2 separate regions of the Homo sapiens genome follow, and region 2 is linked to region 1. The links are chromatin loops, found by intact Hi-C in ENCODE. Cell type or tissue: GM12878. All regions are shown on one strand. Links, peaks and the distances in the headings refer to the core of each region. The heading gives the core; the rest is flanking DNA.

The links. A loop is a pair of places that touch in the nucleus more often than their neighbours do. Peaks named below come from ENCODE experiments on the same cell type or tissue, not always from the same donor. Only the 100,000 strongest peaks of a DNase experiment are listed, where the experiment ranks them.
Region 2: it touches region 1 in a loop (4-fold over the local background); 5 of 110 quality-filtered maps call a loop at or near these places.

What each region holds. Positions count from the first base shown.
Region 1 is chr1:115,136,559-115,141,665 of GRCh38, reverse strand. No RefSeq gene overlaps it. Among named protein-coding and RNA genes, the nearest start is that of LINC01765, 39 kb to the right of the region's middle. In GM12878, for the core only: a CTCF peak has its summit at 2,586 (motif pointing left); a DNase peak (open chromatin) is centred at 2,585.
Region 2 is chr1:115,705,825-115,710,160 of GRCh38, reverse strand. All of the region lies in intron 8 of CASQ2 (calsequestrin 2), which reads left to right. Among named protein-coding and RNA genes, the nearest start is that of CASQ2, 61 kb to the left of the region's middle. In GM12878, for the core only: a CTCF peak has its summit at 3,152 (motif pointing right); a DNase peak (open chromatin) is centred at 3,160.

The DNA.
Region 1 (5,107 bases), core at 1,451-3,950:
ATTATTCCACAAGAATAAAGTGAAACAATTTGGGGATAGAAGCTTGGTTTAGAAACAGATTGTGAAGCTCTCTGCTTGGGAAGTTTCCCCATGCCCCTGAGCCCTTATCTGGACCATGCACAACCATAAATGTGCGTTTACATGTGTACACACTCATTCACACCCCTCCAATCCATCCTCTATTTGCTCGCCACAAAGGGGTAGGATTAAAATGCTTCAGGAATCCAAAACCTCTGTAGGATAAAGCTGACACTCCTTAGCATGGAAGACAAAGCCCTTCACAGCTCTGCAGTCTCATGTCATACAACTTCATAACTAGACCTTCAGGATCCAGCCAGACCACCCCTCCCTGGCCTCAACTCCCCTAATACATTATTTGGCCTCACATATCTGCTCCTAAGCCCATGGTGCTTTGTCTGCCTGGAATGCCTTTTCCATAGCCTTGCTCTTGGTAAGCCTCATTGGTAGACCACATTTACTCTTTCAAACTTGCTCAAGAACAGCCTCTGCAGCAAAGCTGTCCTCCCCTCCCATGTCCCCCTCCTTATGCATATTTCTATCTATGCTGGGACACTGGATTGTAATCACTGGTTTCCATGGCTCTCTCTTCCACAGATGATGAATGCCTCAAGAATAAGAGCTATGTCTCAGTGACACTTGTATCCCCAGCTCCTAGGGCTGGAGACATAGAATGCCTAGACTTCTATGTAGCTGGCCATGGAATGTCCCCAGCAGATGTAAAACTAACCACTTGCATTTTTATTTAACTGTTCTGATTGTGTGCCCCAAACTACAGGATGATCTCTCAATGTTTTGGTGGGAACTGGAAACTTCTAGAGCTAAATTAGCTGCCAGAAAAGAACTGTTCACCGTAGGCTGGAGACCCATTGTCTCCTTCTGTGTTCCCAGCTTTTCATAAATGCCACTTCAGACTGTGGGATAGGCAGGTAGGAAGGTGGGCCACTCAAACTTGTCCAGCAATGTCTTGTTTTCATGAAGTCATAGAACCTCAGAATTGAAAGGGATCCTAGAAGCCATCACAGCCTTCCACCCAGGGCAGAACACCCCTACATTCCTTACAGGTGCTCATCCAAACTCAGTAGGTCTCAACTCATCCTGGTGAGGAAGCCTGGCCTGCTCTTGACTGGTTATTAGAAAAATGCTTCCTCATTTAACCGAGGTAATCCCAGCATTCCATGTATTCCTGTCTCAATAAAATCTCATTCAAATAAGAGTCTAACAACCTAGAGTAGGTGAAAATGCAATTCAAAACATGCTGGGAGTTCTCAAAAATTACTAAAAAACAATCATCCTCTTACAATCCTTTTTCCTCATATTTCTCTTTGGATCTCCTACTCGGTGTAGAGGCTCCCAAAACTCTCCCTCTTCTGACTATTCCCAACCAAGCCCGCAAGCAGGCTGCAGCCTTTCTCCACGAGGCCCCCACCCCCATCCTGCACAACTAATGATGGTGGATACTCTCAGCCTCTCTTGCTTTTTAATTTTCTGTTGTTTCCTGTCTTACCCCACTCCCCAGATTCTGCTCTACAAAAGGGATCCCAGGAGCTTCTTGAATATTGACAACACTTATTTTTTTAATTCTTTATAACATGTTGATGGAAATAGAAGCATCTGCATGTCAGGAAGCTGTCATACTTCTCTAACGTCTTTTCTTCTCCAGTCTACACCATCCCCATTTCTTCAACTGACCCTCCAATGGCACAGCTCCCAGAGCCCCAGCACTCCGATGTGCCATTCCTTTTGATATCACCCTTGAGTAATTCCCACAGTATTTAAAAAGAGATGCACAATTATTGTGGATAATAGTAATTATCCACAATAATTCAAGTGTGGTTTCACAACACATAAGACTGTGGAACTCCATGAAAAAGAAGCTTTATGAATGAAGCTGAATAATGCATTACTTTTACCACATTTTCTTAAAAAATAAAAATAAAAAGTACAACTCTGTTCAAAACTGGACACTAACTTCCCGAGGGCCCACCACACTCCCATAGGTAGGCATGTTGTGAGTGGAACGCCGATGGACGCGGGCCCTTGGCACGACAGGCGGGGCCGAGCACTCCTAGGAAGGCCACTGTGTGGGGTGGCTTGAGGGGCTCTAGGGAAACCCCATCCTTCCCATCAAAAATATCCCCACCACCAGGACACATCACTGTCCCATGTCACTCAAAGGCATTAAAAGCAATTGGTAAGTCGCAACTAACCCAACAGGAGGAAGACACCCTCAGGAATGGGCATTAATTAGGGTCTTAGCTGAAGTTATTTCAGATATTATTGGCTACCGCTAAAGGAAGTAGGGAAAGTTCTGAATGTGCCATAGGTGAAGGTTGTGTACCTCCAGGGGGAGCATGAGGTGAGGTGAGGTGAGGGGAAGGCAATGAGAGAAACAAAGGGTCCATGTGAAGAGAATGATGGCGCCTGGTAAGGAGACTGGCCTGAGCCGTAAGTGCGTCTGTGCTGCTTGGCTCAAGCTGCCAGCAACGGGAGCGTAACTGGTTTCACAAGGCTCCCAAGTGGAGCCACACTGCTCGCGGCCTCCAGTGAAGCACACGACCAGAGTGCCCTCTAGCGGGGGGAACGAGCGCTCACCACCCCTCAGGTCCAGGTATTAATAGATCAGCATGGACTTGAATTTTCCGTTACCCTGCTTCAGTCATTTGGTCAACAAGCATTGGTTGAATTCCCACTATGTGCTAACACTATGATAAACACCAGGGGAACATGTGAGTAGGCATGATCACCACTCCCAAGAAGTTTATGGCCAGACTGAGGGGGTAGGACGAGTCGGGGAGGCGTGGGTGCCAAGGATGCAGGCTTGCAAAGGCAGAAGGGGTGGATGGGCCAGGAAGGTCTTCCCAAGAGAGCAGACCCTCATGCTGAGGAGATGTTTGCTGGACAGACAAGTGGGGGATGGGCATTAGCACAAATTGGAGATGTTCTGTCCCCACCTGGAGAAAGAGAAGGTGGGGGTCATGGCCAGAAAGGAAGCTGGAGAGGGGCGGATAGGGGGAGATCATGGAGAGCTTGGCCTTCATTATAAAGATGACAGGAAGCCACAGAGGCATCAATCAATTTTGCAGATTTATAAAAGGATCACTCTGGTAAAGGGAGCAGCAGCTGAACTGCAGGGAAGCAAAACAGATGCCAAGTTTAAAAACGAGGGCCAAAATTAGGATCAAGATGAGGGAACCGCAAAGGGGAACAGATGCGAAGGAAAGAAGGTCAGCAGGACTTGGTGCAGATTGGGTGTGGAGGATAAAGGAAATAGAGGGGTCTCCACTGTTAGTGGAGAGGGGACTCGACTAACTCTCAGCTCCAGCTTGGGAGGCTAGCTTGATGGTGATGTCATTCGTCAAGCCAGGAGTAAAGGAGAAGGAGCAGGTTAAGAAGAGAGATGGTGAGTTCAATTCTGAACATGCAGAATTGGATGTGCCTGCCAGGGACACCAAGAGGAAATTCTGGGAGGTAACTGGTAATTGACTGTTTAGTCTGAAGCACTGGGAACTGATCTGGGAGTTGGCAGTGACCTATGGCATTGGAAGGGAAAAGCTCTCTCAAGGTAAGCACTCAACATGAAGAGAGAAAAGAGCTGAGGACAAACCCTAAGGGAAAGCTAATGCTTAAGAGGCAGTCAGAGAAACAGCAGCCCCGTGGAGACTACGGAGATTGAGGTGGAAAGAGAACAAGAAAAGAGCTGAAGCCAGAAAAGAGGGAGCTGCAAGAAGAAGGGTGTGACCAACTTCATGAAATGGCTACCAAGACAATGTCTTGTAATGAGTTGAAGAGTCAGTGGGCATGAGAGAGGGAGTTTGGTCTTGCCGGCATTCAGCTTTGTGATCTCTTCAATTTGGATTCTTAAAATGTCAGTTTTGTTTCACTCTACCGCTCTGTGTTCAGGACACTCAGGTAACTATTTCTTAGGGGATGCAAATCCTTGCTTTGGTAATACCTGTCACAAGACTATGAGAAGGATTCAATAGGATCATTTACATAGAGCACCTAGAAAATTGCCCAGCACATAGTAGGCACTCAAAGCTTCCTCCCCCACTGAAATAACATACTTAGGAAAGTAAATTTAATAGAATACAGATGCACATTAGATTAGCTGGTCTCTAGGCTGACCAGGTCATGGCTTCCACCACTGAACCAGGTAACCAAGAATGGTGTCAGGTCAGTACATAAACTCCACCAAGTGGGCACTGTGATCCGGTGGCTCATATGTTTGCTGGGGATCAGAAATTGGATCCTGATATTTAGATTCCTTACTAACCTTAATGACTCATTACAACAATACTGTAAAGATGGATACCATTATTCCCTATTTACAGGTGAGGACACTGGACTTACAGAGGTTCTATAACTAGCTCATTGTCACACATTCTGTCTTGCAAAATGGGGTCCCTTTTTAAACTGTGTCATCTTCAGGATGTCCCTTTGGAAGATTTAGGATGAGAGGGAATGTACAGGTGTGCTCGCAGGCACACACACAGACACACACACACACACACACACACACACACATTGTACTGAATGGTAGCCACTCTGAGCCAAAGCCCAGTTTGTTCTCAGCCCTGCAGCTAGCTCATTATCTCATCCTTACTAAGCTTCTCTCATTGCTCAGTGCCTCAGTTTCTCTATTTGGAAAATGAGACAGAATAGTCCTGTGCTTCCCCACTTCCTTCTAGGGAGTGGCCCTGATGAGATCATGTCTGGGTTGCAGGATCCATGGAAATAGGTGAAGCCAGGATGTGACACTGAGCTGTTTGGCTTGGACAGGGGGAAGGCCCATCCTCTGTCTCACTTTGAGTGGATGTGCACATTCAGAAGCCCCAGACCAATGTTACAATGCCTAATGATCAATTATTCACTTCTGGGGCCTAGAACAAATAGGAACCTGGGGGTTTTAACAGTTTTACACAATGAGAAGCAAGTAAATAAAAGCTATTTAATGATAAACCTTCAAACCCAAAGGTGCTAGGCCAAGTTTAACTAAAATGGCATAAGGTCTGTAAGTTGTTATATGGATTTGGGGACCTGGTTTCTTTACCCTGCCCACATTCTTAGCTTTATCCCTCCCTCTGAT
Region 2 (4,336 bases), core at 1,606-4,105, 570 kb before region 1:
ACAATGTTCTGTGTCCTGGCTGGGCATGGTGGCTTTCGCCTATAATCCCAGTACTCTGGGAGGCTGAGGTGGGAGGATCGCTTGAGCCCAGGAGTTCAAGATGAGCCTGGACAACACAGAGAGACTTCATCTTTACAAATAGTAATAAAAAAATTAACTGCATGGTGGTGTGTGCCTCTGGTCCCAGCTACTTAGGAGGCTGAAATAGGAGAATCACTTGAGCCTGGGAAGTCAAGACTGCAGTGAGCCGTGATTGCACCACTGCATTTCAGCCTGGGGAACAGAGCAAGACTCCATCTCAAAACAAAACAAAAAAGAACAATGTCCAGTGTCCATAAAGGAAGAAATTGGGGAGTAAACGTCATGTGAAAAAAAGGAGATTTCAATTGGATGCAAGGATAAGATTCTTGGCTGTTAGAATGATCAACTCTGTAGTCAGCCTTTTAGCAAGGTCAAACGGTCTCAGTCCTGGAAATATTCAACAGAGACAAATGTTCTGAGTGAGGGCTATTCATCTACCTGGAGTTTGGAATGTCTGGGTTGCGGGGGTCTCTTCTGATTTTGAGAACTGATGCTTTTCTGATAACTGCAGAGAATAGTCCTCTACTTGCTTTGTCTAGATAACTATTAGCCTACACATCTCTGAATAGTACTTCCCCCTTTTCTCTATACAGTTTTTTGAAGTATAGGCTATATTACTTCTGAAACATACATGACCATAGTCTTGAAAGGGCTCCAAGCCATGTCTACCACTGATAAAGGAAACATTTACTCATTTTAAACTCAGTCATTCATCCATGTAATTTTAACAGTGGACTAGTCCTTGCTTAACATTGAATTACTAAAGTGAAATGCGGCTTCCTACACCTGCCTTCCTGGTCAAAAAGGGAGGATCCACAGAGAACGTTTCTCTTTTCCAGGGGACTTGCCAGTTTTACAAAGAAACAGAGGCTCTCTTTGGAAAAAAATTGAACTTGTAACTTACAATTTTAGCAACTGAATACATGTGAGACCAGGTTAGCTGCCTTAACTCACTTTCACAGATTGACAATCCATTTTAACAGGTCTGCACTCAAGGCTGGTGTCTGAAGAGGGGAGAGCCTTGGAGGCTTTTAAGCCTTTGATCAGGAATATCCACACAAGCTAATGCCTTAAAAGCAAAGGAATTAAACCTTTCCCTGACCCAGTTATCAAGGCACGGTTCTCGTGGTCTCACCAGCTGGCACAGCCATCCCTGAAGCCTTTGGTCACAGAATCGGCAACAGGAGCTGGAAGGAGCTGCCCCACGCTGTACACTTTTGTGATATAGTTTTCTGTCAGCATGTACCACGTGGATCCAAGACTGCCTCTACCCCACTCCCAGTGCCCAGATCACTGAACGTAATACCGATGTGGTAAATGAGCAGAGGAATGGCCAGGCTTAGGGAGTTCCAGCCAGCTTCCTTGCCTTTGAATATAGAATGTCAGGTAATTTAAGTAAAATAATGGCTAAACCTTACTATATGCCAGGCACTGTCCAAGTGCTTCAGAGATACTGATTCATTTAACTCACAACTACCCGACGAAGTAGATGCTATCATTTTCATCATCTCTGTTTTAAAGATGAGGAGAGAAACATTAAATAACTTGCTCTAAGTCACACTCTAAGGGTACATCCACGACCTTGGCCAAGGTCATTTGGCCCCAGAGTCTGTGTGTTTAAGGGCCATTCTGGGCTGACTCCCTGAAGAATGGGCTCTGTTCTGTCATTGAAAGTATTTGGGGTCAGAGACATTGTCCATTACAGAATTCATCACCCTGAACATCAGAAACCTGCCCTTGGATCTAGAGGAAACTTTTTCAGCTTTAATGTCAACCTTATTTATTAATTTATTCTGGGAATGGTTTTTGGGATTTCTTTGCTTCTCCATAGACACAAAGAATATTCTCTTTACAAAAACCTTTTATTTTCTTGAAAATGGGCATTAAGCCACACTTTTGACTTCACTCGTTTACAAAAAAACTACAACCCATTTGATTTTTCTTGCACAGTTCAGTTTTTCTTTTCATCTCTTAACCTGCTCTAGAATGTCAAATAGGAACGTAGTAGGTAAGTTCTTGTATACCACATTCCTTTTGATGAATCTCAATGTTAAGAGAGTTTTTCCCATAAGAAAACAACAGTGCTCCGTTGTGTATTCAGCTTATAGTTCTGGGTCACAGATCCTGTCCCTCCACAACACTTGTGCCTGCCTAGACTCTCCTTTCCTTTATGTGAATCAGTCTCTTGCACCACAAGTTTACTTTCTACTTTCATTTGAGTCTGTGTTTTTGCATTTCATCCTCTCTGTGAATTTCAGTTTTGTCATGTCCCTTTTACATTTGACTCTCTCTCATCTTCCAAAGTACTGGCAGTGTCACCTCATTGATTATCATTTCTTTATTTTCTGCAGCTAAAAACAGTAACTGAAGTTGTTTTGGAGGAATTCCTCCTTGTGGTCTTTGTACTATGATTTCTATCTCTACAGATAACCAAGGTGGCACCATATTTCCCTCTCCTGTGACAGACACATGGCCAAAGGACGACCCATAGTGTCCACACGTCAGTCAGTGATACACTGGAGGGGCAGGACCTTCTCAGTTCCACCTACAGGCAGCAGGAGTAATGCCCCTACCCCACCTCACCCCCAGCCCTGCAATGACAGATAAATGAAGTCTAATGCTTAGGGCCCTGTCAGTCTCCGGTGTTTGTCATAATCTCATTTGCAATATGGTTATGAGCACGGATTAAAAGATCACCGAGGTCCACTCTGTATTTCTGCAAGAAGTGGCCACCGGCCATAAAGACCCCTTCTAGGCCTGACACAGTGACTCACATCTGTAATCCTGCACTTTGGAAAGCTGAGGCAGGATCACTTGAGCCCAGGAGTTCAAAACCAACCTGGGCAACAATGTGAGACCCCTGTCTGCACAAAATAAAACAATAAAATTTAAAAGACTAGCTGGGCATAGTGGCACACACCTGTAGTTTTAGCTACTTGTGAGGCTGACACAGGAGGATCACTGGAGCCTGGGAGGTCGAGGCTGCTGTGAGCTATGATCCCACCACGCACTCCAGCCTGGGCAACAGACAAAAAAAAAAAAAGGAACTATTTCTCCACTAGAGGTCGCTGTGCTTCCCAGGTAATAAGGCCTAAGGGGGCTCAGCCTGAATCTTCAGTGTGAGCTAGCAACAGTGACTACACCAACTCAAAAACTCAAAGTAGAGTTGCTAAGAATAGTATGCGTTTTGCCTGGAATGCATTAGAGATAAAGAAGTGTAGAAAAAAACTTTTACCAAGAGTCCAAAAGAGCCAAACAAAAGCTAGCATTCCTGGAGAGAGGAGAGGTTTGCTAAACAGAGGCCATAGGGAGGAGCTCAAGTTTGCTGAGACTCCAGACAAAAGAAGAAAAACTGTGCAAAGAAAGCACAGTTAATTGAATTCCCAAGTAGCTGGTGAGTTACTTGTATTCAACGTATAAATTTCAAGCCACAAATTCAGCTATGCAAGAAATGTAACTTTATTATTTAGAACTGAACCTAAATTTCAATTTTGAGTGTATACCACTGAGTGGTGGAAGCTGGGGCTGATAATTAAGGTCCTCCACCCCAACCCCACTATCCCAAGGGATCCAGGGTCTCTCTGGTTCCCAGGCATATCTGAGTGGGGTGCACATCTGGTATGGGTCATCGTTACCTGTTCAAGTTCCTCAGAATGACAAGACAACTCCATGGGGCCTTCTGACAGGCTTTTCTGCCCTAGTGCTCCTATACTAGGGGGTTCTCTAAGGGATTCTGGGATCTTTTCATTTGCCTGAGTTTAATTCTGAAACAAATCATGGGTCTTCTATACTCTGGGATTCCCTGAAACAATGGAGATTCTGTACGTGGACACACATGCACACATGGCTTGTGTTTCTGCACATGCACGCGTGCACACACACACGCACACACACATACACACACGCACGCACACACATACACACACGCACGCACACACACACAGGCACAGTTTATTATTCTCAGGGACCTTCCAGAATCTAAACTATTTTTTCTGTTTCTAGCTGGGGGCTGGGGAGTGGTGCTGAGGGTTGAGAGTATGCTATCTCTTACTAAACGTTCTCCTAAAATTTTTGTTTATGGCAAAAATTGTATGCTCCTAGTCCTTCAAGGTTTAGGCTTTTAAAGCTAACAAGTTTGTGTTCTTGAAGCTTATAAAGCTCCTCTCTGCTTTTCTTAGGAATCATCCCACCCCTGGGGCAATGACTGCTGCTGACTGAACAGAGGGAGGGCCCAGTATACAAGGAAATAGGGAGG